7 separate regions of the Mus musculus genome follow, and all the other regions are linked to region 1. A link is a loop called in an ENCODE intact Hi-C map of the cell type or tissue named here. Cell type or tissue: left cerebral cortex. All regions are shown on one strand.

Region 1 (4,000 bases):
CTGGCGGTTCTTCCAGGCCAGTGTTCAGTAAGAGATGAACTCACTACCCTGGAGTAACTGTGGAAATCAGTAAAGAAGAAAGGGACCATTGCTGAGTTGGAGAAGCAAAATAGAGGGGGCTATCAGGGTACAAGTAATGGGGAAAACAGGGAATGAGGGGCTCTAATTATGGAAGGGGAAAGATAAATACAAAAGATAGCGGGTAAAGTAGCTCTAAGGATGTCAGAAAAACTCATCATACTATTAACTATCTACCTAAGAATACCTACAATACAAGTAAGTCTGTGTATAAATATACATATATAGTTTGAAGGAAAATTTATCAGCTCTGCTGACAATTCTTCTTCCTAGGGTCAAAGTCATCTAACAAAACCCCAACACTAGGCATGAGAAGTCCTCTTCTGAGTTGCTGGTCAGAGTTGTCCAAGTAACTTTCAAAACATTACAGGTTGTTGCTACTGCTCTTCATTGCACCCCCAGAGGTGGAAGATAGTAAGTCTCTATTGCTAAAACCACCATGCATTTCAGACCTAGTGCTGAAAGAGTCTTGAGCTGAGTTAGTCCTCCCTGAGGACTAACTTTCCTGGCACCGGAAGCTGCCATGCAAGCTTCTAAGGATGGAGTAAACCAACAGTCTTACCCAGCTATGACATTTATGAACCACAGCAACCACCACCATGGTTTGCTGTCTCTAAGAGTGTGGTAGTGGTAATGCGTAACTAGGTGGTCACCAGGAACACTCTAATTGGACTTAAGATGTATTCAACAAGAAGGAAATTGTGTACAGTACTAAAAACCTAACCAACTACCCAGGGCTAGTGAAGTCATGGATCTTGGAGGAAAGCCTTTAACTGCTATTTTACTAAACTAGCATAATTCTTAACTACGTTATAATGTTGGTCCTTCTATTCACAGATGAGTGTAGCTTTCATCTCTCATCAAGGAAACTTCTCTTTCAATAAATAGAGAACATTACAGAAAACCACAACCAATCAAAGCATACTGTTGTGGGACCTAGTCCCAATGAATACATCTATGACATAACTCCCACACCCAAGGCTCAGAGATCACTGAGGAAGAGGGAACCAAAAGACTAGAAGAGCCAGGGGGATAGGGAGTTTGCTGTGATATTGTGTCTTCCAGGAATATCAGAAACCACAGCCACGAAGTCTCAGCAACACAGTTGCCTAAGCACGAGCTGAGAAAGGACAACAGTAGGCATGGCAAAGTGGACAGGAGGAAGAGAGAGGCCTCAGCCTGAAAGGAAGAACCAGAGGCAACTAAGCAGTGCTGAGAGAGGAAGAAACTGTCTTCCCCAGGGAAGAACACATGGATTGGTCATGCAATTCCAAATGGCCAGCCCTGAAAACATATATACAAGAAGCATTTACAGACTGCATTTATGCATTTATGTATATGTATATGTACATTCATATAAATATATAAACGTGTATATGTATGTATATTTGTGTCTGCTTGTAGAAGATGATAATTAATAAAAAAAAGATACTGTGAATTTGAAAGAGAGCAAGGAAGGGTATAGGGGAGGGTTTGGAGGGACGAAGATGTGGAGAGAATGATATCAATTGTAACATAATCTCAAAAAATGAAAAGAAATACTTTTCAAACAAGAGATGACTCCACTTTGCTCCTGTGATATCTTGGAATATTCCGTTGGCATTTGTGTGAACACAGAGACAGTGGGAGCCGTCACCAGGTGCTTGAGGGTTAGGCCAGGAAGTGCCGCAGCTAGCTTTTCAGCCCACTGTCTGGAACTGCTACTTGGGTCTCTAGTTACCTGCAAGGAAGGCAGGGCATCACAGTCTCTCCAGAGAAAGGCAGTGTGTGTATCTGCTATTGCAGTGGAGGGCGTCCCAGGATCCTGCCTCTGACCCACGGTTCTGAGACTCCCGTCCATCTCTCCACTGCACTCTCTCCGCGCACACAGTCACGAGTCATCCCTTCAATATCTTGTCCCTGTGATTCTCTGACAGCCAGCTTGCATTTCACTCCTCCGTATTTTCTAAAGCAAAGAAGAAACTCCCAGCTTTCCTGACATTTGATAGAACCAGGAAAGCTCTTACTACCTCCGAGACGTTCAGCCTGATAATGTATATGAGGAATAGATCATTTACTTACGCTCAAAGCAGATAGACTTTCTAAGGAGAAGTACTCTGTAATGCAGACATGGCTGGGAAGAATAAATCAAATCTTTCTGTGTACTTAGGGGAAAAGGAATTATTCAAATGTAGCCTACAGCTTCAGGTCCATTTATGGAGCCTGCAATCCTAAATAGTGACCACCAGGGGGAGCGCTAGGCCCATCTCTACACGGGTTCTATTTTTAGAGGCTGATACTTGCCTCAAGGAAGAAACCAAAGAAATAAGACTATAATACTTTTTTTTTTTTTTAAATCGGACCAACTTATAAATTATTTGTGAGTCCAATAAAAGGCAATTATCAACATTTCCTACTATTTCAAGAGTAATATATTCTATGTTAGAAAAAGATTCAATTTATTCCTTGGCTATGATTCAGATGACAGAAAATTGGAGGCAACCGAACCAAAAGACTGTTCTCCTGTGTAAATGTGTCTTTAAAACCCAAATCAGATGCTTAGGAGAGTGCTTGCTATAACGTAAGGCACCATTGTCTTCAAAGTTCCCCTGTCCTCTCTCCAGTCACTTGGACAAGCTGTGCCCTTGCTAGGTAGAGGTAATGATGTAACAGGGCGCCGTGGACAAAACACCGTCTGTGGCATTTTCTGGACACAGGGTGCAAGCAGCCTCTGAGGAACAGAGAGATTTGAAGCATGAAGCCTGGGGGAAGGGTGGATTGCAGACATGTAACAGACTCCCAGGACCCTAGGGGTCAAGTTAGGGGCCCAGAATCAAGGACAAGAGGACAGTTCTACAAGGAAATCCCCGGCATAAGGTCTGCTGCAAAGCCATGCAGTAAGGGAAGCACTGCAAAAAGAATTGGAACCTTGCCTTTCTGCGGCAATGAAACTGAGATTTTGGGCAAATGATCTTCAGGCTGCTCATAGCAGCTCTCTCACAGATTGGGCATAAATATGAGATGAGCTAAGTGGTGTGTGTGTGTGTGTGTATCTGTGTGTGTGTGTATATCTGTGTGTGTGTGTATCTGTGTCTGTGTGTGTGTGTGTGTCTCTCTGTGTGTGTGTGTATCTGTGTCTGTGTGTGTCTGTGTGTATCCGTGTCTGTGTGTATCTGTGTGTGTGTGTTTGTGTATATCTGTGTGTGTCTGTGTGTGTGTGTGTCTGTGTGTGTATCTGTGTCTGTGTGTATCCGTGTCTGTGTATGTTTTTGTGTGGCCATCACAGGTAGTCAACAAATACCCACTGTCTTCCTGGAAAAGGACTTGCATTTTCCTAAATACAGTTACAAATACGTTGGACCTCTGTATTTTCACAGATTCTGAGTCTGTGGTTTAGGCACTCAGACTTTGCTTTGAAGTCCTAAATGGGTGGGTGACGGTGGACCCATCTGGGCATGAGGCTCAACTCCTAAATCCCTTGGCTCTAAAGGAGGCCTGCTGTTAGAGGTGTTAGAATTTAGATGAATGGTGAAGAAAGGTCAAGACAGTGGGAACGAGAGCCTACAGCGATCTCTCACCCAGCCGCATGGACTAGCAGGAGGTACTTCCCTTGGCCTTGTGGGAAGCAGACCACATGGACCGAGGAAGATGAGCCGCTAGACCAACCTCAATGTCTGTCCACCTCGAATCCTTATATTGGGCCTAATCCTCAGTGTGCTTGTGTTTGGAAGGAGACCTTTGATAAGGTCAGAGCCATCCTGGATCCAACTGATGTCCACCTCCTGTCCCCCATGACAACAGCAAGAAGCCAGCTGGCTGTGACGTAGAAAGTGATTTCTGCTCAGACCCATGCCTACCTGTGCCTTGATTGCTTGGTCTCTAGAATGGTGGGGAAGAAAGGTTTTCTTCGGTAAGTCGTCTAGTCTGTGGCATTCTGTCACAG
Region 2 (4,000 bases), 390 kb after region 1:
CTATTTACACTCTGATTTCCTGATAACATAGTATCCTTTTCTCTAACACTCATCATTATTCTGAGTTCTACTCGATGCTTTTCCAAACAACTAAAACTTCCTTTGGGAAAGAAGCAGACTTAGAGCCCTGTCTAGTTAGTATCCATGGCCCTACCTCTTACAAACAGACTGTCGGACTCCATCATTCCCGGGTGCCTCCACAGCGCTCAATCCAGTTCTCACAATGTGTCCCATTAGAGAGTCTGAAGTTCAGAGTGCTGACTCTATGCAGCCTGATGAAAAGCTCAAAAAGAAGTCTAGCAACGGTTTTATGTATCCATGGTGCACAAGCTACAAACATCACTTTTACAGCGGCTCAGTAACCTTTACCAGTCCCGTGTCACCATTCCATGTTAGAGATGCAGAAACTATGACCAAGGCTTGGACTCGATTCAGATCTCTTTGCACAGGTCTCATGCCCTTTCTACCTCTAGCCATTTCTCTCGTTTTCTCAAGGTCTGTGACACCAGAAGAGTGAAATCGCTTCTGCTGAGTAGAAATAAAGTGTCAAGAGGGCTTTCTTCACACTAAGGGCTTTAGTAGGCATCTGTTTTTGTTGGCTTCAGGTATTTCTTGATCATTTCTCAGCCCAAATACTCAGTATGTGACCAGAGTCCTCCCTACTCCCATCCCATAATCCAATTGGGTACCCTCTCCACCCACCTCCTGGGGAACCTCCCCATCCCAGGACCCTCCCAGGGAATCTTCCTACCCCTTACAGCACCAACCCTTCATCCTCCAAGGAACTGTTTTTACCCCTCTACCCTCCCTGGGACCTGTCACATCCCACCATCTTCCCAGGGAGCCTCCCACCCCACAAGGCTACCAGTGACCTTCCCTGATCCTATCACCTCACCACCATCACAGGAACTCTTCCTTCCCACCTCCTCCCTGGGAACCTTCTGATCCCATCTCAGGGGCCCTTTCAAACCCCACTCCATCTTCCCAAAGACCTCTTCCTCTCTACTCCTCTCCTAAGGACTATCTCCACCCCACCACCCTCCCAAGGACCTGCCCACCATCTGCCCCACCCCACTATCTTCTCAGGGAACCTCTCCACCCTGGCAGCCTTCCAGGATGCTCCCCACTCTGTCATCCTCTCAGAGACCCTCCCACCACAGCCATTTCCTTTCTCACTGCAGAGAATAGACAAGCTCGCTCTAGCTCTCTCCTGCCTTCTTCAGGACTCCTCCTCTGCAGGCTGCTCTCTGTAAATTTTTTCTCCTCTGCTCCCCAAAGCTGTTTGTCCTTCTCTTCAGCACTGACATGATGGCTTCAATGAGCTTTTCTCCCAAATGGCTTTCCTCATCCACAAGCTCTGTTACTTTCTCCCCTTGTAATTATTCTACATTTTTGTACTTTGAACTACATTTACCATCTGCTAGCCCAATTACGCAAATGATCCCAATCCTTTTGAATCTGGTTAAATTGTTCGACAGGATTTGCTCACCCCTCACTTCTAAAATCATCTGTGAACCTGGATGTGACAGGGAGGGGGTTCCACATGGGGAGGATGTCATAGTGAGGATGTGAGTACAGCCCAGCCCTGTGGGGGAGTGAGTTCTGTGTCTCTATCCCCAGGAGTCAGAGAGCTAACTGTGTCAATCCAAATGTGCGGGTTCAGCACCTTTGATGTCTCATTTTCTCATGCTACAAAAAGATGAATTCTGCCTTCTTGCCTCCTTGGAAGATTTTTTTTTTTGTGTGAGGATTAACGAGATGGGTTTGATTAAGCACCTTGGAGAGAAACACTGCATAGATCATTGCATCTGGATCATGCTACCCAGGAAGCTGCTGTGAAATAGGAACAGCAAGGCTCCCTGTGCAGTGCCCCTAGTCTACATTTCAATCCTCCCTTTGCCTGGATGGGGTCTTTGCTGCCCCCAGGCCACTGTCTGACCTCTTTGGATTCATTGACCATTCAGCCAACTATAAGAAGGGGCAGCTGGTGAAAGAGAAGACAGGGTCTCAGAGGCCTCACAGCTTAGGGGTGGGGGGTGGAGGAGCAGAGCAGAGGTGAAGGAAATAGCAGAGACCTATGGGATGAGAGGTGAAGAAGGATCTAGAAGGCTTGAGGATTTTCTGGTTCCTCGTAAGCAGAAGCAGGAAAGCAGCACGAGACAACAGAACTGTACAAAGGTGCTCAGAGCAGTACCCAGGGAAAGAGGCATAAGGTGGGCATTGCGTAGGCCATGATGGCACTGAGAGTAACAGTATGGTATAAACTGCCCATCTTAGGAACCCTGCCCTCTGTTGATGGCTGCTGTGGATACCACAGCACCAAATGAATGAGAACAGAGAGAAATAACTGAGGGCTCTCAGAGTCTACCTGCTCTCCAGATGATGGCGTTGTCTTCTCTTCCACATCTTGTTCTTTTTTTTTTCTTTTCTTTTTTTTTTTGCAAATCTCTTCCTGATTCCAACTGTTAGTTTAGGATTGAAACCCTGCCAAGACTTCCAGAATGCTGTGTCAGTGAGAGTCCCCGGTCATATTGATCACTCTGCCAGGCATCAGGCTCACCCACTTGCTCTGCACACAACCCTTCAACCCTTCATCCCACAAACTCAGCCAGAGGCCAACAACATGCCAAAGCTCAGACATGGGGTGCTAAAGATGATGCATCCCCCTCCTCTCCTAAGGTGAGCACCAACGGATATACATGATCCAGCGTCTGCCTAACAGTAAAGGGAGGTAGTGGGGGGATGCTTGCTGGGCTCCTGGTGAGTGAGCACATCTTCTGCATGCATGGATGCACTGACTCTTCAGATTCACTCTATAGGAGACGATCTCTAGACACACCCACTTAATCCATGAGAAAACTGGAAGATCTGTGTGTTCCCACTTTACCTAGTTATTCAAGTGCCCAGAATTTCTAGTAAAGTGCAGAGCCCCAATTCAAGCTTATGTCACTCTGAGTCAAAGCCCAGGATCTGAAGCATAGACTGAGTGTCACCTGTCAATGCCATCGGCTGAAACTCGCACACCCTGGGGCTACGGAGTACAGAAAAAGGTCTTCAACAGATTCTCTAGCGCAAACCTACCGTAGTACAGACAGGCCAACAGATGTCTGGGCATACACCTAAGGTCGCAAAATAGGTGTACTCCACACTCAAAGGACTTCACCATGCCCCATTCCACTCCCATTGACCCGGTTCAGCAGAACCAAGCTGCTCTCAGGCCTGTAATCATCAGGTTTCTCCACAGAATGGAATTATGTTTAAATAGTCAGAGCCTGGGAAGAGCCGGCCTGGGCTCCCATGCTGGCTCTGCCATCCTGTTAAACAACTTAGATTAATTTCTCTGTGCCTCAGATTCTCCCCCATATAATGGTAACAGCCACCAGATGATTCTTCTTGGTTTCTGTGTGTTCATGCGGAAGGTATTGGTGTACCTGCACATGTATGTGGCACGTACAGAGGGGTCAGAGAGTAACAGTCAGTGTCACTCTTCAGTCACTGTCCACCTTTTGAGAATGTCTCACTGACCTAGCACTTATAAAATAGCATAGCCTGTCTGCTCAGCAAGCCCCAAACACTTGCCTGGCTCCACGTCACTAGCCCTGATATTATAAGCACCGCTGTTTTTTTTTTTGTTGTTGTTGTTGTTTTGCTTTGTTTTGTTGTTGGATGAAGGTACTAAGGATTGAGTTCGTGCCCTTCTACCTGCACGGCAAGCACTTAGCCAACAGAGCCATCTCTCCAGGCCTTATCACACTGCATTTTGAGCCAATTAAATTACTGAAAAGACATGTACCAGTGGCTAGTCCAAACTAAGCACTCAATAACCATAACATTTATGACTACAGACTCTAACCCTCTCAGTTCATGCATATAAACCAGCCACCAGGCTTTGGGAGCAGCCCTGTCTTCTACTTCAGGCTTTGTAAGAAACAAGTCAGACTGCAGTTAAGTTTTCATACTTGAAAATGAACTTCTTTGGAGTCTGACATATTTTTTTTTC
Region 3 (4,000 bases), 170 kb after region 1:
CCTGGCTGGCCCCATGCGATGGGCTGAGCTCCTGGTATCACCTGAGCGACGGGTGGCTGAGCACCCATGGCGATCTGCTGTTGAACAAGGGGCTGCTGGCCCCAGAAGGATGGGAGGACGGCGCCCATAGCGACATAACCTGGAACAGGAGAAAGGAGGATCAAGCATCCTGGGGGGAAAAATCTACAGATTTGAGTGATTGACAGAAGTGTACTGCCCATTTACAGAGTCCCAAGCTGTACTAGGACTTCTTGGGTCTTGACCTCTAGATGTTGACCTACTGGTGGAGGGGCTAGCCCTCATGGGAGAGGTCTTAAGTAGGGGTTGAAACACAGCTTAAATCTGGGAATAATAACATTTCCCCATTGTTTCACTTTCCTGAATCTCATAGTTCAGGAGACAGAGCCAGGCACTGAGACCTAATTTTCATTAAGTTTTTCATCAGGCAGGCAGGGTGCAAAGTAAAACTCTGACTGTTAGAACTTCAGAGGCATAGATGAAAGGCCAGATGGCTGCTTCCTCGATGTGTCATCTGGGAGTGCCCCTTAGGATCTGCCATGCTCCAGGCTCTTATCTATAAAATGGGCATACATTATCTCCTTATTTCTGTAGGATGATCTGAAGATTAATATAATTCAGTATTCAAGGAAGGGACTATTGCACCCGACACAGAGTGAACGTTCAACAAACATTAGCTACTCCTGTAACATGGCCCAGATGAACGCTGAAAGGTACATGATAGCTTGCTTGTTGTGTAACTGACAACACCTTACTTTGGGGGTGGGAATACATTACTTCTGTAGGATTACTTTTTACAAGTTTACAAAATAAAAATTGGAGGTTATTAAGCCAATGAGGATACCTCATGCCATGTTTGGTATTACAAACACACCCAGGCAGGTTCTCATATTTATCACCATGGTAACTACTTGCCCAATTATTCTTTTTGGGTGATTGCAATAGGAAGGGAAATGCTGAGGGTCACACAGCTTGCATAAGGTAGGATCAGGATCCAAACTGAGCTGAGTCCATCTCTAGTCAGGATTCTCTTCCTCGTGTTCTGTGCAGCCATCCAGATGACCCACACCTATTTCAGGGTTTTCATGGCACTGCGTCTGGACTACTCTGGGTCCACTGGAATTCTTACATGCTTCCAGTGGTCCTCATGGTTCTCATGGGGACACATACATGGACACCTAAGCCTAAGAGACATGTGGCTGTTCAGTCGGGGCAGAAGGTAGAGAAGCTAGCTTTGCCCAAAGAAGCACTTCAAATGACTGCCAGAATAAAACTATAGGTGCAAAAACGGTGAGATCAGAATGAAACAGGAGAGGATTCAGGGTATGCTAGCAACACGAAAAAGGATGATTGACAGGTGCCGTAGCAATGATAACATCATGGTTCATGTCAGCGACTCTTCTGAGCCCACAGTGATCATATACGAGAGTACCTGGTTCTAGTCTCAATTCAACTGCCCCTCAACCGACTGAAGCTGGATCAAGTCAACATTCCAAGTCTAGTCATTTCTCCATTCCCTTGCCAAGCTGCCTCAGGAGGAAGCTTTAGACAGGGCACAAGGATTTGTTACTGGTGAATCCAGCCACTGTTAAAGGCTTTGAAACAATGAAACAGACATCATGGTAGAACTCTAAGTTTGTTTTTACTGGGGTACACTGTTCAAGCTCTTGATTTATTCACACTGTTCGGTAGCTCACCTACTAATGCAGTGCCTTGACCTCTAACACACTAAGTGACAACAGGGCCACTTGTTTCTCTTGTTCTTTGATTTGCTTTGACATTAACTAAATTATTCTCAGAGGGAATGCTGTCGCCCCCTAGGGGTGAAGAGAAAATTGGTGAGATGTTTTAGTTGTTATGGTAACTGCAGGGAAGTCTGGGCTCCTGGTTTTTAAGGGGCTACCAGCATTGACAGCAGATATCCAAAACTTGTGAGACCAATGCACAGCACAATGACCGATTCTGCCTCCTGATATAAGCCTAGACAGACCAAATGGCTAAGAAATTCAATTTCTCTGCACACAGAGTCAACACCTGTGGTTTCCCAGGAACGTGACAAGTGTGTACACTCAAGGAAGAACGTATGTCATTTGATTTGGAATGTGCGAAAGAGTTTTGGAAAAGGGTGGTCCCAGACAGAAACACTCATTAACAGTTAACACTCATTGTGGCTGGGGCTAGCCTGTATTTTCAGCTGCAGTTTTTCCTGGTAATTCTGCTCTCAGGTATAGTCATCTCATTACTTACTCATTATGTCCTGCAGTATGGTCATGCCCAAGTATTTCTTTATTGAAACACATGCTTTTATTATAAATCACTTCTCATTTCAATTCCATACTATCAGTGTAACATTATACTGATTAAAAATGGTGTAGGAAAATAATGGGTTCCTATAACACTGCAGATATTTGCTATTTTGAGGAGAAAAAAGGATCTAGGCTTCAACTGTGGGTCTTTCAATGTCCTTAGTGACTCTAATGCCCATTTTAATGAGTGAGCAGAAACCTTCAGTTTTGGCCCAGTCATGCCTCACCCTCCTTCCCACCATTCTTCTAAAACAGAAATATACCTATTCTTTGATGATGGGGTTATAACCTATAGTAGAGATACTGTAGGCGATAACCTACTGCACAGCTAGCTAAGCAGCCCAGTAGACTGTGGAGTGAACTTTCCCTCTGATTGCATGGGTGTCTGGGAGCCACAGCTCTCTGTGGCTGCCCAGCAATAGAGAGAGCATTGTACCCCATATTGTTATGTTGGGGGAAAGATCAACACTAACAGTGTGGTTTCTACAGAATGCATATTGCCATCACATAATCACAAAGAAAAATCATTTTAAGGAGAAGCATCCTGAGCCATGAGTTAGGAGTCGGTGCGGCACTTCGAGGTCTTGAGCATAAGGCTCAGCGACATGGCTTTGGCTCACGAGTACCAGCTCAAGAGATCCAGAGGATGGACATCTTCATGTTTTTCCAAGACTGTAATGGAACCTAAGAGCCACAGGTAGATTCATCTCTGATGATTGTACTGTTGGAGGCAGCAAGCCCCCCCCTCATATTTTCTTTTTTCCCCCCACAGGGAGCTAACAGATGGGCTATGCACAATTTTTGGGAGAGAGCTATTAGCATGTCTCTCTGGCTTCACGCCATCTGCTCCAGACCAAAGTATAATATTCAGAAGAGAAAAAGGCAACCCTGGGTAATTGGTACCACGTTGAGGAGTTTACAGATCTCATTCCATTTTCCTGGTTGGGGGAGGAGGGGCTGTTAATCCTGAGCTCTCACCAAGCCTGTGAGCTACTGCTTTTTAGCCACAGGCCATGCGCATGCCTGAATGGACATGGACTCAGCAATTGGACTAAAACAGCGCTGGTTTCAGGAAGCACCTTCATGGCAGCCACGGCAGCTACCTAACAATTTGTTAGCTGGAGACTTGTGTGCAGCAGCGGAAGGAAGGGTGCCAAGAAACATCTGTTTGTGTCATAAAAGCTCAGGCATTACAAACCTCTTTGCTGCTTGCAAAGAGGGAACACCCACATTCCCACCTTGCAGATAAAGGGCATGCATGCGTGTGTGTGTGTGTCTGTGTGTGTGTGTGTGTGTGTGTGTGTGTGTGTGAAATATTGCAGTCTATAACAAGATGCCAGCTCAGGAGACACCAGTACCCATGACTGAGGAAAGAAAATAACAAACCGGAGTAACCTATAAGGAACACATTGGAAACAAAGGCTCGCTGCATTTGTATAGAACATGTTTGGTACCTCCTAGCTACATTGCCTCCTTTGACTCATTCATTCATCCAAAAATATCCATGCTGGATGCTTGGCTCTGATTCAGTCTCTAGAGATGCAGCGAGGAGCGGAACAACACCCCTCCCTTTTTTGGTGGGGGAGTAGATGCTTGCAGTAAGCCTCTGGGGTAGCTATTACCACTTTCTGTTTATTCTTATGCATAAAATTCTCCTTCTATGAGGGCATAGCTTA
Region 4 (4,000 bases), 1.2 Mb after region 1:
CTTTGATTCTTTAAAGACATCATTTTCTTTATGACTATTTTCAGTTGTCCCAGGATGAAAGACTGAAGCTTAAGGAGGTAAGTGATGCTGTGAAGAGTGTACATATAACTAGATTGTAGGAAGACCTGAATTTCAGCTTCAGGGCTTGCTTCTTTCTTTTCTTTTTTTTTAAGATTTATTTATTATGTTTATATGAATACACTATAGTTGTCTTCACACACACCAGAAGAGGACATCATATTCCATTACAGATAGTTGTGAGCCACCATGTGATTGCTGGGAATTGAACTCAGGACTTCTGGAAGAGCAGTCAGAGCTCTTAACCACTGAGCCATCTCTCCAGCCCCCCAGGGCTTGATTCTTTTGCTGTAATGCAATTTCCCTTCACTCTGCTTTGTGGAAGAAGCTAAAACATTGAATTTACTCAGTACTTGTTGTATGCAAGGCTTGACTTGCTTTGTTTTAACCCTTACCAAAGCATAGTCCACATAGTATCCAATTCGCAGATTTAAATGTAATTCCAAGCTCTTTAGTAAATTCATAGCGCCATGCAATTATGCTGTGACTGTTGATGAGGATAGCTTTAGATCAAAGCAGATCTCTTATGACACCTAGGTCAATCCAGTCTCCATGCCCAGTGCCAGCCACTCACTTTGTTGCTTACTGCCTCTGCAGAGTTGCTTTTCTGGATGTTCTTACAAGGAGAACTCGATAGTATGATATGTTACACATGGGCTTCACTTTACTAAGTAGAGTAGTTTTCAGGCTCACCCATGGTCCGGCCTTCTCCTAGGTTGATTGCTCTTTGATGAGACAAAAATACTATATTTTGTGTATCTTTGCATTGACACATGATCATCTGAACTCTGTCTAGTTACTATGATTCTTTATATAATATCTCTCACATCTTCACGGAAGCCTCTGATGGACGGATAGATAGATAGATAGATAGATAGATAGATAGATAGATAGATAGATAGATAGATAGATAGATGATAGATACTTATAAGCAAACTTGCTGGGCTACTGATAAACTTATATTTAAGTTTGTAAGAAACTGGTTTTCCAAACTGTTTATACAATCTTATGCTTTCATTAAAATAGTTGAAAGAATTATATATGTTGTAAACTCCAGTTTCTTCCTATCCTTTCCAACATGTACATATGCATTGTGGAGTGAACTGCAGTGCAGTTTTAACTTGCATTTCCCTAATCATAAGTGATGTCATAGCTCTTTTTATGTGTTTACTACCTGTATTCTTCTTTCGGTAGAACAGCTATTCAAATCTTTGCCTTTTAAAAATTAAAGTTCTCTTATGATAAGATATATGTATATATGTATGTATATGTATATTTCACTATTCACTATTGCGCCAGGAAGATCAATATGGCCCTCACTACTGTAGAGAAAATAAATTAGAAAAACATTTCAATCTCTGCCCTGGGTCATCCCCAAGCCAATACCAAATCATAGCATTCTGTTCCCTGGTGTATTCTGGTAGGCAGTGGCTCAGTGAAATCCACCATGTGGTTACATGTTCTACACCAGGACCAAACAAAACAAAATAAACCCCACCAAGTTAAAAATGCAAGCACTTCTGAAAGAATGGCGAATTTCTGGCTTCCCGTGAAATAACAAGGCCTAACTATACCAGGCCAGCATTTCACTTGCTGCAAGGATTTCTGCAAGAGCTGTGTAGCAGTCGCCCCCTCCAGACAGAGCCTGCACTTACCAGGAAGGCCTCAGCCCAGTCCTTAGCATTCCAGCTCTGGGACTTGAGAACTGGTACTTCTATAGCATCCTACCCTGACATTTAGCATCCCACTGCCTTACACAAGGCTGTTTAATACAGACACTTCCTTACTTGAGTGAAGTAAACCTGACTTTACTAGAATATATGTAAGAACCAGATGGTAGAGTATCTAACAAAAGAGTTTATAAGTAGGACAAGCTTTGCTGAAGGTGGTATAAAAACGAGTCTCAAATATGTCTCTTCAAATCCAATATGGAAGACAGGCAACAGGGACTGCTCTGACAAAAGAAACAAGTGATGTTAGAGTTGTTGTCAGTCACCCTAATTCACAGAGGGAACTGAGGGGCAAAGATAGCAGTAATCAGCCTGAGTCATATGCCTGGAAGGGAAGTAGTACAGTAGCCCAGGTAGGTGGCTCTGAGCCCTCTGCACTTGAAAGGTGTCTGTCAGCTGCTTTCTGTGTTCCTGTGCAAGGGAAAAGTCTTATTGAAACTAGGCATGGTGGCAGATGCCTGAAACCCCAGCATCTGAGAGCTGGAAGCAAGGGGATCCGGAGCCCAGCCTAAGCATTGGCTATAGAATGGGTTCTAGGCTACTCAAGGCCACATTAGATTTTGTTGAATACCAGTGCAGGATGAGGTGATTGAAAAGCAAAGCTAGTCGGATGTGACAATATAACTGACTTAATAGTCACATGTTTGTGGGGCAGGTGGGGCAGAGTCATATGTTCCCTTAGCAACAGCTGTCCTTGCTACCAGGCCTGGTGCACTTTAGCTGTAAGGAGACTCTGAAGAAGAAAACTGACCCATGAGGTGCATTTCTGCTTTTATTAATTCCTCTATTTCAGTGGCCCTGGAAAGTACATACAACCATTCCCACATAAGCAAACTGAAAATGACAGCCATGCCACAAAACAGCCTATACTCACTCCAGAAATGAAGGGCAGACACACACCACAAAATATCAGAACTTTTATAAGAGTCCCAAATCCACTGTATAAAGGGAGAATGGTTGAGTATCTACTTTTAAATCTGTGAAATGGGTACAAACAAACAAGTCCACTTCCCAGGGGCTTTGTGAAAATCCGTGGCTACATCAGGTGCAGACAGAGTTTAGAAACAGAAGCACAGATTGAGGGAGCCATAAACCCTGGCAACACAGTCTCTATCCTTTGGGCATTCTAAAAGCAGTTGTTTCCCAGAATACCAGGGCTCACCTACCAATTAAAGAAATAGCCCTTCTGTCCTTTCCGAACACTTCCCACTTTGGAAAGCTATTGGAAGTAGCCACTAACTCCCATCCTTCCCGAAACTAAGTCTACCTCATCTCTGTCTCTTACAAGTAGAAACACAAACCTATGAACATGCACATACATATACTCACACACACACACACACACACACACACACACACACACACACACACCTTGTTTGTGGGATGAACCGTATCCTCACTTCCTCCTCTAAAGTCCAAAGCTGCACTCCATCAAAGCATTGCTATTAGGAAACATGAGTAATCAAGTCAAACTGAAGCCACACGCTAAGTCCTAATCCAGTAGGACTGGTACCCTTCTTAGAGAAGGCAATTTGAACACAGGGACTTTTACCATGTGAAGATTGGGAGACATGCTGCCACAAGCAATGACACACAGGTAACTAAAGGGAGGCTTATAAGAGGGCCTCCCTCATGACCCTCAGAAGCCAACCCTGTAGACACGTTGATCCTACTTTGAGATGCCAGCACTGCAAGGCAGTAAATATCTCTGTTTAAGCTCAGTTCTTAGCACCTCATCACTGTAAGCATAGAAAGCAAACATGTGCACATGGATGTATGCACAGCCTTGGTCGTGGACACTGTGTCTCTTGCCCATTTTTCTCATTTCTCTAAATTGTTCAGCAGCCCTTGACTGCTCCTGTTCAGTAACATGGGTTCAGTGACGCCACAGGATTGGTACCACCTCATTTCTTCCTTCTCACATCTTCATGTCTAATCTATATTTTATGAACATCTACAAATGCCTTCCATCACGTACATAAACTCTCACACATTCCATCCTCAACCACTGGAATAAACTTTTTCCTGGGAGAATATGAATCTTTTACAGCGAAACGTCTGGCCTTGAAAATAGTCAGATTAGGCTGTAAACTTGGTTGGCTTTCCTCACATTTAAAATGACAATTAAAGCTAACCATGGGATGGGGAGTCAATCTTGAGTGTTGTTACTGTTAGAAAGGAGGAAGTTCTAG
Region 5 (4,000 bases), 240 kb after region 1:
AATGGTTACTTGGCAAGCTACAGTGGGGGACAGGAAGTGCTCAGAGATAGGTAACAGCAGGAGGGTCTGAGATGCTCAGGAAATAGGGGTCAGAGTGGAAAATGCCAGGAAATGAGGCTGGAGAGAAATTCAGAAGCTACGTGATGATTATTAATTATATTAAGTATTTTTAGTGCTTCTCCTATGTCGGGAAGTTAATCCTTACAGCTTTCCCATAGGTAGGCATTTCCAGGGCTGGACAGTGGCAGTCAGGATTTGAACTCAAGCACTCTGATCCCACAGCTCCTCCACACCAGCTCACTGTGTCAGAGACCTTTAGGATTCCCACCATTGCGAGGCACTGGGTATGATGTCTACTCCTGAGACTTGTGAACTGCGGCCAAGTCAGAGCAAAATGCGAAGCTATGCCCAAAAAGGACTTGGAACCAACAGACAACCCTTTCTGGTTCTCTTTTGTAAACTGACTTTCTAGCAACTGTCCTCCTTTGGTGATGCAATTATTTTGGTATTTAAAAACCAGTAACAAATTAAGGGAGCCACATAATCAACTGCTACATTAATTAGTCACCCTTTGTTGAAAGGCAAACATCCTGTTAAATGTGTGAGTTAATAATGACTTCTGCATCAATTCTCGGTTTTGCACATTCGCAAAGGCTTGACTTTGGTCCTTGATGTGCAAACCTCTTTGTCTCTCTCGATAGCTATTCTGAACCAGGTCCAATCGTCTCTGAGCAGGCTCAACTTCCAACAAAGGAGAGGCCTGGATTTTGGCACAGCCACTGTCATAAAAAGAAAACTATGGGTTCAGATGAGCAATGTGTACTGTTGGATCAGAGCTGTGCTGCTTGTTGCTGCTTCTGCGCATTTCACACACTGCTTAGTCACAGTATCTTAACACAATACGATCCTAGGGACTGGGGGCGAGGGGGTGGGGCAGAGAGAAGGACTGCAGGAAGCATCCATGGGGCACTTCCTCTGAGCCAGGAGCATTTCTAGGGCTCTATTTACTTAGTCCATACTCTACAAGCTAAGCATTGGTACTATCAAATTAACATAGCTTACAGAGAAGGAAACAGAGGTACAGAAAAGCGAATTAGCAGCATAAAAACACCAAGATGCTATGTAATATGGCTAGAGTTGATTCTTGGTTGTATGGTTTGAGATATTTTGCTTAAAATTGCAATGGCAAGACCTTCACCACAGTGCACATTTCTGAGCCTAGGACTAGGGTGAAACAGCAGACAGAAAGCAATTTAAGGAAAGAAGGAAGGGTTTGTTCTGGCTTACAGTTCTAGGGAACACATGCTTTCATAATGAAGAAAGTGTGCCATAAGAGGGGAGTCCAGCTGGTCCCACTGCAGTTCAGTCAGGAGGCAGAAAATGCTGAATGCTTGCGCCCAGATCCCTTGCTCCTTTTCATTTAGTCTAGGACCCCTAGTCATGGCACAATCCCATCTACAGTGAAGATGGTCCCTCCTACCTCACTAGGCCACCCAGCAACTCCATCTAGACAACCCCTTACAAACATCCTCAAGGCTTGTTTCCAAGGTGATTCGAGAGCCTACCAAGTTTATCACCGAGGTCAAACGTTACAGTGAGGCCAGAGGACTGAGCCTGAAGCAAGCCTGGACACATAGGAAGTTCCAGGCCAGCTTGGGCTACCTAGTAATACTTTATCTCAAAAGCAAAACAAACAAAACTAATGACATTAAATGAGTCACTATGCTATACTGCCACCTAAGTCAGAGACAAACAAGAGCCTATGCTTTCAGTGAGCTCCTCATTTTTTTGTAGCAGCAGCACACAGAGCCAATGCAGTGCCAATGAGGCATGAGCTTGGCAGGAGCAGGATGCTGCATACAGGAGTGGATGGAGGGCCTTGGCTTCAGTAATGGATACCCAGCTTCAGCTATTCCTCTCTCCTGTCCTCCTTGAAGTCAGCAGCAGCAGTTGCTACATACATTGGTAAAAGCAGGATAAGAACTGTGTTCTTTCAACAACAAAGCCCATGTGATATAAAGATGGCTCAAACTCAAACTCCTGAGGAGGGCTCCAACAAGCATCTTGCGGTAATGCTTGAAGATCGTACAGAACCGGGCCACACTGCCTCTTCATTATATTAATGCACTGTAATGATTCCATCCCGTAAATAGTGTTTGGGCTTGACTGACATGATACCAAATTTGCACTTGCATGCATAATTCTAGTATTTTATTATTAAACTGAGCTCACAGATTGAGCACCAGGATTTAAAACAAACAAAAAATCTATAATTACAGCATGTGGATTTTTCTTGCCGCCAGCGCCTGCCCAGCCATTTTCACCGTCAAGCCTGCTTTCTCTTTTCATAGCTTTTCCTGCTTCCAGTGGAGGTCGATGACACAAAGTATAGGGTATCATGAGGATGCAGAGTTCAGGGCTTCTCTGTCGCCTATTCTAAATCGAAAAGATGTTTTCATCTCTTGAATAGTTCATTTCTCTGGAGATGTAGATTTCCAATTGCACGTGCTATACGAGGCCAGAAGGCACTTGGTGCCTCCTAGAAACTGGGCTCAGTTATTTTTGGTTGGTGCCAAGGTCAAGGAAGTTTCAGCCCAGGAAGCTGACAGAGGCTAAAAGGAGGAGGCATCTCAGGCCTTGAGGTGGCAGAACACACAGAGAGGAGATGGGGGCCATCATTGTGATGATTGGCTTTCAGACACCCCACACTGGGTCTTTCTAGAGAAAATGGACCAAGTGGCACTATTTTTAGTTATTCTCAGCCTCTCTTTGCTGGGCATGGAGTCATGGGAGCAAAGAGCTAAATGTTCACATTAGTTAGTGGGTAAGATATTAAAATAAATGATCAGCAGGGGGTGGGTGGCTGGGGGCGGGGAGTGGACTTAACAGTGAAGTTCAGGATTAAGCTGAGACTGGAGGCAGACAGGTGCCAGGGCCCCAGCACTCTGCACACCACCTCAAGTGCTTTGGGATTTGTCCCAAAGTGCAAAAGGAAAGCACAACAGGACTTCCACACCAATGGGTTCAACTAACAGGACCAAAATCCATCTCCAACAGTATAGATTTTTTTTTTGTCTTAGTCCTGAAACAATGCATTGTAACATCTATTTCTACAACATTCTCATGGTATTATATATTATAAATAACATGACAGAATTTGCATAGGTTACATGGACTACAGTTTAATTTTATACTGCAGACTAGAACATCTACAGATTTGATCTCAGAGCCTAGTTCCATGTGGTGACTGTCTAGTAAGGAGATGTCTGGTGCTTGATAGTTGAAGAATAGATTTCAATGAGCCCAGAAGGTGTTACAAAAGGGCCACATGGCAAGAGGATGATCCAGAGGAGGGCTGACAGGATAAGCCATGAGGAAATGGAGGGCAGGAGGTTGAAAGATGAAAGGGAAGCAAATTTAAGAGTGGTGATCAAGTATATTATTTTTCTTAATGTCCTGACTTGTTCTGCCTTACAATTTGAGGAGGCAGCATTCGCTCTGATAGGGAAGACAGAGCAGAAACTGGAGGCAGTTCCTCATGCTACACAACACCACATTACACTGCACCACATTACACTACACCACATTACACTGCACCACATTACACTACAGCACATTACACTGCACCACATTACACTACACCACATTACACTGCACCACATTACACTGTACCACATTACACTGCACCACATTACACTGCACCACATTACACTGCACCACATTACACTACACCACATTACACTGCACCACATTACACTGCACCACATTACACTACACCACATTACACTGCACCACATTACACTGCACCACATTACACTACACCACATTACACTGCACCACATTACACAACACATCATTACACTGCACCACATTACACTGCACCACATTACACTGCACCACATTACACTGCACCACATTACACATTACACTGCACCACATTACACTGCACCACATTACACTGCACCACATTACACTGCACCACATTACACTACACATGCCT
Region 6 (4,000 bases), 230 kb after region 1:
CAGTTGTTACCCACCTCAAAAGTTCTGTTCCTGAAACTATATGTTCCTGTTGCCTGCTGAAATATGTACTGTCCTTCTTCCTGAGTACGTACCCTGAAGTCGCAAATCTCAGCATTTCAGGAGATGCCCTAATTTGGGAACACTAATCATATACACAGTAAGAGAAGGCCATATTGGAGCATGGTGAGACCCTAATGCAACTATCACAGACAAGGGGGAAACTGGAGAAAAACAAGCATATCTAGAGAACTCCACATAAAATCATAGCAGAGATCATGGGGGGAGTATCCCCAACCCAAGAGGTGTCAAAGAAGATGAGTAAGCCATGAGAAGAGCACGGGATCCTTTAAGAGCAAGGGCAGAATCATCCTGTAGACACTGGCCTGAGACTCCCAGCCTCTGACACAGTGGACAGCTCCCCCTGGTTGTTTCCATTACCCAGTATGCTAGAGCTTTGCTGCAGTATCCTTAAGCCATTAGACATCTACATTGTATTTCTAGGACTCTTTATTTGAGAAGGCTGTCAGGACAACAGGGTGGTGGGGTCAGGGGTAAAGGAAACCAGCACTGAACAGTTGTGATGGTATCTTGTCCAGCCTCTGTTCCCTGGGTGAGCTTCCCTGTTCCCTGCTGTAAGACAAGGAGGCAGGGCTATGCTGGGCTGGTTTTCAGTATGAGACGGGAAGCCTGGTAATAGTTTTCCTATTACTGTCAGGCCATGCTGCTGCCGCCATCGGAAGCTTGCAGTGTAGTGCAGCGCCGTGCAATTTACAGCTGCATCTGTCCAATTAGTTCCCATTTAGCGCTGTGCAGCATTCCCCAAATACGCCGCAAACCACTGAGGCGGTGGGCTGAGCTCACAGAGCACAGGGATCAATTGTTTCTCTTACACTAATTGGCCCCATGATTTGTTAGGCTGTTGCTTTGGAAAATGAACTGTCAGTAAAAGAAATTAGCACAAAACTGCCCCCTTCTTCTTCAGAAAGGCATCAGGTGCAGTTCTATCATCACTCCAAGCTACCTGAGGGTGTCAGAGGTGGAGTGGACATCAACTCAAAAATCTTTTTCCTATTTGAGAAGGGAGAAGTGTGACTCAGGGTGGTTAAGCAACTTGCCTAATCAATTTTCAATCAATAGTGAAGAACAGGCTGGGGGTGAAGGGCAGTGTGGTGTCAAGCTTCATGGGTAATCTGGCTTTGTTCGGTTGTCTTCCCTCCCATCTCTCCTTCCTCTTCTTCACACAGCTTCACCTCTGTGCCAGACTCCAGGACAGCAGCACCCGAGTGAAGGTGGAAGAAGGAAAGCTTCTGCAGTAAATACCACTCTGCATTGGCCCAGACCTCGGAAGCAAGCTTGACTCCTACAAGTGACCATCAGGACTGTGTGGGATGCTGGGGCTAGCAAGATACCTGCCCCTTTGCAGCTCATTTCCATAGCAGTGTGACAGGGAAGCTAATGTTGTCAAAGGACCCCTGCCCAGTCTCTCAATGCATGCCATGATCTGTAAATCTCCCTTTGTGTGTCTGCTTCCTTGGTTAGCATATGATTCTTCCATAGACTAAGGAAACCAGAGAAGTAATTTTAATTTTCAGTTCTTCTTCTGTATGGTATCCCTATCATCTAGCATAATGTCTGAAAGTGTGTGTGTGTACTCACATGAGTGAGTACGTGAGTGCTTGCTCGCATGCACACGTATGTTGTTAGTAATGATTTGCTGATGAATGACCAAATACTGTGCTTATATCATAATCAAGGTAAAAACAAGGTAGAAATAGAGGCTTGAAGTGACTGTGGAGGAGGAAGGCCTTAAGATAGTCCAACCAGAACAAAAGCAGAGTCACATAGCTATAAAACACATGGGATAAGAAATGCAGCAGTTTGGGACCATAAAATGTGACATCAAGGGTGACAGTCTTTGAAGGTGACAATGGGAGGAAGGGCCAGGGGATGAAGGAGTTTCAAGCTAGAGCAAAACTGAGGGCTGGTGGAAATGTTCAGTTCAACTCACTGCAACAAAATTGATCCTGCTGATTCTTGGATGACAGTTACTTCAAAGGGCTCCCCCTGCTGGAGCAGTTTGTCTAAGGGCCTGGGCTAGAGTACACATGAGCTGAGCAACCTGGCCCTGGGTTGTGAGAGCAGACTCTGTGGTTTGTGTGGGTGTGGGTGTGGGTGGGGGGTGGGGTCTAGAAATGTGCTTGTGAACTGAAGATGAATACTAGTCTCCCTGACCTATTAATTCCTGCTTGGCAGGCCTCAATCTGTGGCCGCAAAACTTCAAAGTCTCCTAGCAATCAATGACAGGATTTTGTCTTACTAAAACTAAGACATGGTGTTACAGTTAGATGTGGCTCCTGACTTCATTATATGGCTTTATGTTAACTTATGGTGAATTGTGAGCAAGGTGTGAAGAAGAGTTGATGGTTTGAATTGTTCTTGGCTCTCCAGTTTCTTCTATCTGTGATGTGGGGAAGTCACTGATCTGGTCGTCCTCTTTCATAAGAAGCTATTTTGGGGCATCACCTTGAAGACTGCATGGTAAACTTATGTGCTTAGGTGGTATAAAAATTTGAGTGGCACCTGATGTGCCAGAAACAACCTTAGACATAGAGCTGACTTGCCTGCCCTTCCAATCATTGTGTGACCCTATAAGACACCACAGAGGAACAAGACATGGAAAATATATGTTAATTGAGGCAGCCCCACCTCTTTAGGAGCCCATGGTCAGGAGAGAAAAGTTTGGAGTCTCTACTCTAGTCTACTCTACTAGAGTAGAGTCTAGCAGGTTCTCAGAGACCTGGAGATACTGAGACCAGACCCAAAGTGGAATAAACTGGGGAGCTGGCCTCTCTAGTAAGGGCTGCTAAGAAGAGATACTTAGGTCAATAAACAAAAGTTAAGGATCAACTAAGGGACAGGCAACCACTTTAAGGCATGGGTAGTAGTGAGGGCCATGGCCAAATGCAGCTTGCTTTGAGGACTTCTGAAAACTCCCAGGGTGACTGATAGGTGTGCATCTGTGTGAGGTCATCTATGTGTTCCTTGCAGAGTCACTCATCACTGTGAGCTAATGGAGAGAGAGGACAGGGCTAGTATGGAGGCCCAGGCACATCATCTTGGTGATTTTGTGGCAGTTTCAGGGTAAGACAACAAAGGATCGCCACTCTGGCTTCCAACTCATCTAGCTGTCCCAACTTGTCTCCAACCCCTTTCTCTTCTAAATCTGCCGTGCCTTTTCTAGAAGCCTTGACAATATTCTCTGCCTAGGTTCTCTGGTCTCCTTCTAGACTAGGCCTCAATCATGGTCTATAAATGCATGAATACATACATATAGGTATAGTTTCTATAGGATCAAGGCCAGGTTCCTGGGATGGCTCTAGCCTGTTTCCATTAGAGGCCTGCCTGAGAAACTTCCAGGAAGTCAAAAGATCTTTGTTCCAGCCATCAGCTATCGAGAGGGCATCTGTCTCCCAGCCTCTTAGGGAGCATCAGAGCTTTAAACATTTGTTTGTGAGCAAACCCAGGTGGATTTCATAACGATTAGCCTAACCTTGAGGTTTTGTAATATTTTATTCTCCTGACTGCTCCATTATTCCGTTAGTCCCCTCTGCATAAACGGGGATAGAGTATAGCTCCTTTCTATGTTAATAGTTTATGAGTTAAATCTGTTTTGCCATTTTAGCTAACACGGGGTGGGGCTTCTCTTTCCACACTATTTTTATCTGCAACTTGAGATCCATGCTTTAAGCTTAACTTAAAAATCACTTTGACTATTATCACCCCAGACCCTGAGGCAGTCTGGCTAAGAGTGAAGGCTCTAGAGCCAGGGGTCTCTACTCATAGCTGTGCACCTCTGGGCTGGGCGCTGCCGGTGGGTCTGCTTTCTCACTGGCTGATGAGAATAACTATTCCCACCTGAGAGTAGTTATGAGCCCATGGATTCACACTCAGGACAAGCTTAACCTGTTGCCCCTGGGTACAGTAAGTACACAATAAAGAT
Region 7 (4,000 bases), 220 kb after region 1:
ACCTGGTACACGGGATCTTCCACATCCTCTTCCAAAATGGTCTATCCCAGCCAGGGAAGGGAGGGAGTAGCAAAGGATGCAAAGGAAGAGAAGTGAGATTATCTTCAGATGTTACAGCACAGTAGAGAGCCAGCATTTATTAGGATAGGGAAGGAGGCCATGAATGCAGAAAATACACAAAGAAACTCCAAATCCCGCAGCTCTCGCCCCACTCACTCCCAGCATTAACAACAGCAAAGCCAGAAAAGCTGCTATGGGCCTTTAGTCTTCCTCCCCTGAACTCTTCCCCTGGATTAAAGAGTTCCCTTTCTCTAACCTATCTAGAGTCTCAGAAAAACAAAAAACAACAACAACAAAAAACAAAACAAGAAGGATCCCTTCTAATGGCTTGGTTTGGGTGTCTGAAATCTACCCAGGATCCTTTCATCTCTGCTTATTTCTGCTCAGCACCAGGAGGAGATGGTTCGACTAGTCGGTTTCCCATCTGTTTACTGCGGGCCCCGTCTTCTGCAGCACTGGGAGAAACACATTGGTATACCTGGTACACAGCTTGTTCACACTGCTTATCCTTTTGTGCCTTTTTTTCCAATTCTTCTCTTTGCTTCAGCTCATAGATGAGTTGAAAGAGATCTCTCAAGTCCAGGATAACAGGTTCAGCCTGGAGTGAAGGGTGGTGGGACACATTAATAACGAACGCTGCTGAAGTGCAGCTACTAATTTTTGTCTGCGGCTCCAACCCGCAGCCCTTCCCTTTTCTATTAAACTGAAAGCATTCCATTCTTAATTAATTCTACCTTGTTTATATTGGTTTAGCAAATTGCTTCTAGGCTAAAGTTCATTTCTTCAACTAATTATATTTGCAAATTCATAATAATCATAAGCATAAAAAGCATTGCTTTTATTTATTAGTGATTCGGAATACAATAAAATTAGGGCAGGCCATATGCAAAATAGCTATTTGTTTTCTCTTATTTTCTTTTTAAATGAGGCTATGAACACAAGGAAACTTATTTGTATACGTGTCTCTATCTAGCTTAATCAGAAAGGGAAAGTAATTTGTCATTAGGAAATACCCATTAGGATTAGAAAATAAAGCTGAACGGGCAGAGCCTTGTTTCTTTGCTTTAAGGCTGTTTATCTTTCCTAGGATGGATTCTGCACATCAGCTGACAGTGGCGGTCCATCATTTGGTCAGGCTGGGCCTTGGAAAATCCACAGTGTTGACTCTGTCCTGCCCCGTAACAAGGCAGACACCTGTATTGGACAGGAATACTTACCGCCTGGGCTGTTTTGATGGCCACAAATCTGTGATTCCCTTCCTTCCCGCAAACGTATCCGAAAGCCCGATGATCTGTGATGTCCTTCGCAATGTAGGAAATTTCATGAACAGCATGGTGATGCTGAAGGGCCTGGGGACACACAAAAGGAAGACGGTGTTTCAGGGAACACACCCCCTCGAGCTGTTGATCAATAAGAGATGTGTTTTCACCATGTGCGAAAGGCCCAAGGGGCTTTGGGAAAGCTGTTTGCTACAGATGGAAGGAAAAAGAGCTACGCCTGCCCTTGAGAAAAGGAGGTCTCCCTCCATGGTCTCACTGCTGTGACCAGAGTGAAACCAGGACTGTTCATATGGGGGTGAGCATCTGCAGAGGTGGCTTCACACTGCCTGCCAAAGCCTCCCAGTTGAAAGCAGCCCACATGCTTCTTTCTGCTTGCAACCTTCACAGCCCAGCCCCGTCCAATCTGTCTCGATAGTGAACACGCTTACGTTCTCAGGCCTTTGCATACAGAGGGAGGGGCTGTCCCCTAAACAACTCCAGGGAGTGCTGTGAACGTCACAGTACTTGAGTTTTGCAGGGCTACTGAGTTTTCCCAGCAGCTGGTTGAAAAATCTGTGTTGAGGGATGAATAACTTTATCTGTCTCAAAGTCATTTGGGCAGAGGTTGGGGCGCATGCATACACCCATGTGCACACACACACACACTTTTCATCGGCTAAGTCTCTCTGTCTGCAATGTCTTGATTTCATCACCATTTTAAATTCTCTTTTTGATGGCCACATGAAATGAACACTAGGTCTGTTAAGCAGCCCCTGAACGGGGCAAGCCTTGCCTCTCCTTGAAGGACTATTCCCTTCAAACTCATGATGGATTTCTCTCACATTAATGGCCACAGATTTTGTTCTGATAAGTTTGTCTGACTTCAGGACCACTGTCCACACTAGACTCTGTCTTCCTGAACTCTGCCATCTTCTAGCCTTGCCCTAAGCTCCTCCCATTTTGGTCAGCTGAAGAAATCTGATTTATGCTAGTAGATTGAAATTGGCCTTTCTGCCTTTGTTACTCAGGCTACCACAGGACCAAAGTTTCCCATCCTATTAGGAGATGTGCATCTTTGTGGTTATTTTCCTATAATAATCCAATATATCATATCAATTAATACTCTATAAAGGCTTGCAGATGCAAAGAGATGCTTGCAGTCAGTCCAGAATCCTTACAAAGAGCATTTTCTTTACACCAAGAAGCTTGAATTCTAGTCACTGTACCAAAGCAAACTACCCACTAGTCCTTTCTGCACCAGTTTATTTCCTAGAAAAAACACACCGAACGATCCTAATTCGAAAGCCCTGGCTCTATTAATAAAGGCAATAAAAAGGCAAATTTCAAAACCTAAAAGGACTTCAAGTACTATATTGAACAGATATGGGGAGAGTGGATATTCTTGTTCCTCATTTTATTGAAAATGCTTTGAGTTCCTCTCTCTGTAGAATGATGCTGGCTTGGTGTTGAAAGATATCAATTTATAATTATTCCTAATATATCTCTATATATTTGTGCATGCAAATGTTTAATTAGAGTTATATCTGCTTATTGTTGCTATGTTACCTAGCTTATATTTGAGCAAAATATACTCAAATAGTCCAAGAAGAAAAATGAATGTGTTTTATGGTGTATAAAATCTTTCCTATTCCTGGATACCAGGAAGAAGGGAGAAACAAAGGCAGCCCAGGCAGCTCCTCTATGCAAACTTTTGGGTCTACTAGGGTATGTATTCTCTTAGGTTCAGTACCAGGCTTCCTGTCCCTTAAAGCCACTCAGGTCTCCTGGCTCAGTTGGCCTCTGGTTCTCATGAGGATCATCACCTTAATTCTAGAGATCACTGGTCTTACAAAATGTCAATTCCTCAGCCTCTTGCTCGACTAGGCTTCTGACCATGCGCATCATCTGCTGCTCTAGAATGTTCTGCCTTGCCTTCATCTGCCACAATGCAGCTGCTACTCACCTATCTGATGACCCTTAGAACTCTCCCCTCTGCCTCATCCTCTTTCCAGGGACCCATTGCTCCCTGAACTGCAGTGTGGCATCACCACCTCAAGTCCTTAGTCTCTCAACTAGCAATATGGCAAGTTTATACTTTGAGTGGATTTTGAGTGATTCAAGTTGGTGGAGGAAGGGTTTGTTAGCAAAACAATCAGAATCCGCTTGTTTTGTTTCATCAAAAGGACAGATTTAGCTAGCAGAGGGAAATTGCTCTGAGAGTAGTAGTTTTTTTCATGGTGTTAATGATGTAAAATTGATGAGATTTATATTCACGCAACATGGGGCATTGATTTATAAGCTTTTGTGAGCTAGAATGGTATGTGGCAGGGGAAAATTGGAGACAAAGGCATTCTTTTCTCCTCTCCTTTTTTTTCCTGAAAGTATTTCTTTCCCTGCATAATGTAGAGGATGTAATCCATGTCTCCTATTAAATCCAAGTTTGACGACACTGCCTTATTGATTGCCAAGCAGAATATTGCTCTAAAATTAAGCAGCGATTAGAAATCTTCCTGGTGGAATTAGATTTAGAGATGAGTGTGCAATGGCAAAACTATCACCTACCATGAAGATGGCAGATGGAGATGGTTTAATTTATCTGCGAATCCTCATTAAGTATTTTAAATCAAAACATTCTTAATGCTTGATGATACCTAATATTGCCTTGCAAAGTGTTAGCTGTG

Evidence for each region. Hi-C counts contacts between places; a loop is a spot of excess contacts. Peaks named below come from ENCODE experiments on the same cell type or tissue, not always from the same donor. Only the 100,000 strongest peaks of a DNase experiment are listed, where the experiment ranks them.
Region 2: a loop joins it to region 1, with 2.8 times the contacts of the local background. A loop is called at or near these places in 18 of 42 quality-filtered maps.
Region 3: a loop joins it to region 1, with 3 times the contacts of the local background. A loop is called at or near these places in 7 of 42 quality-filtered maps.
Region 4: a loop joins it to region 1, with 3 times the contacts of the local background. A loop is called at or near these places in 2 of 42 quality-filtered maps.
Region 5: a loop joins it to region 1, with 3 times the contacts of the local background. A loop is called at or near these places in 19 of 42 quality-filtered maps.
Region 6: a loop joins it to region 1, with 4 times the contacts of the local background. A loop is called at or near these places in 21 of 42 quality-filtered maps.
Region 7: it touches region 1 in a loop (4-fold over the local background); 20 of 42 quality-filtered maps call a loop at or near these places.

What each region holds. Positions count from the first base shown.
Region 1 is chr4:104,892,500-104,896,499 of GRCm38, reverse strand. It overlaps a transcript of Fyb2 not described here. Among named protein-coding and RNA genes, the nearest start is that of Gm40216, 4.4 kb to the right of the region's middle. In left cerebral cortex, a CTCF peak has its summit at 2,288 (motif pointing right); DNase peaks (open chromatin) are centred at 2,005, 2,294 and 2,868; H3K4me3 peaks cover 633 bases; H3K27ac peaks cover 1,421 bases.
Region 2 is chr4:104,506,987-104,510,986 of GRCm38, reverse strand. All of the region lies in intron 5 of Dab1 (disabled 1), which reads right to left. Among named protein-coding and RNA genes, the nearest start is that of C8b, 260 kb to the left of the region's middle. In left cerebral cortex, a CTCF peak has its summit at 2,296; DNase peaks (open chromatin) are centred at 1,436 and 2,525; H3K27ac peaks cover 284 bases.
Region 3 is chr4:104,723,699-104,727,698 of GRCm38, reverse strand. It overlaps Dab1 (disabled 1), which reads right to left. Exons shown (of 18, transcript NM_001369047.1): 15 at 1-139. Among named protein-coding and RNA genes, the nearest start is that of C8b, 41 kb to the left of the region's middle. In left cerebral cortex, a CTCF peak has its summit at 1,825 (motif pointing left); DNase peaks (open chromatin) are centred at 1,836, 3,223 and 3,858; H3K27ac peaks cover 85 bases.
Region 4 is chr4:103,689,647-103,693,646 of GRCm38, reverse strand. All of the region lies in intron 1 of Dab1 (disabled 1), which reads right to left. Among named protein-coding and RNA genes, the nearest start is that of Dab1, 72 kb to the right of the region's middle. In left cerebral cortex, a CTCF peak has its summit at 1,706; a DNase peak (open chromatin) is centred at 1,746; H3K27ac peaks cover 217 bases.
Region 5 is chr4:104,648,669-104,652,668 of GRCm38, reverse strand. All of the region lies in intron 7 of Dab1 (disabled 1), which reads right to left. Among named protein-coding and RNA genes, the nearest start is that of C8b, 120 kb to the left of the region's middle. In left cerebral cortex, no CTCF peak of the experiment used is centred here; DNase peaks (open chromatin) are centred at 731 and 2,128; H3K27ac peaks cover 1,533 bases.
Region 6 is chr4:104,663,819-104,667,818 of GRCm38, reverse strand. All of the region lies in intron 7 of Dab1 (disabled 1), which reads right to left. Among named protein-coding and RNA genes, the nearest start is that of C8b, 100 kb to the left of the region's middle. In left cerebral cortex, a CTCF peak has its summit at 2,069 (motif pointing left); a DNase peak (open chromatin) is centred at 2,060; H3K27ac peaks cover 483 bases.
Region 7 is chr4:104,676,111-104,680,110 of GRCm38, reverse strand. Dab1 (disabled 1) reads right to left here. Exons shown (of 18, transcript NM_001369047.1): 8 at 1,278-1,409; 9 at 539-658; 10 at 3-41. Among named protein-coding and RNA genes, the nearest start is that of C8b, 88 kb to the left of the region's middle. In left cerebral cortex, no CTCF peak of the experiment used is centred here; a DNase peak (open chromatin) is centred at 1,723; H3K27ac peaks cover 528 bases.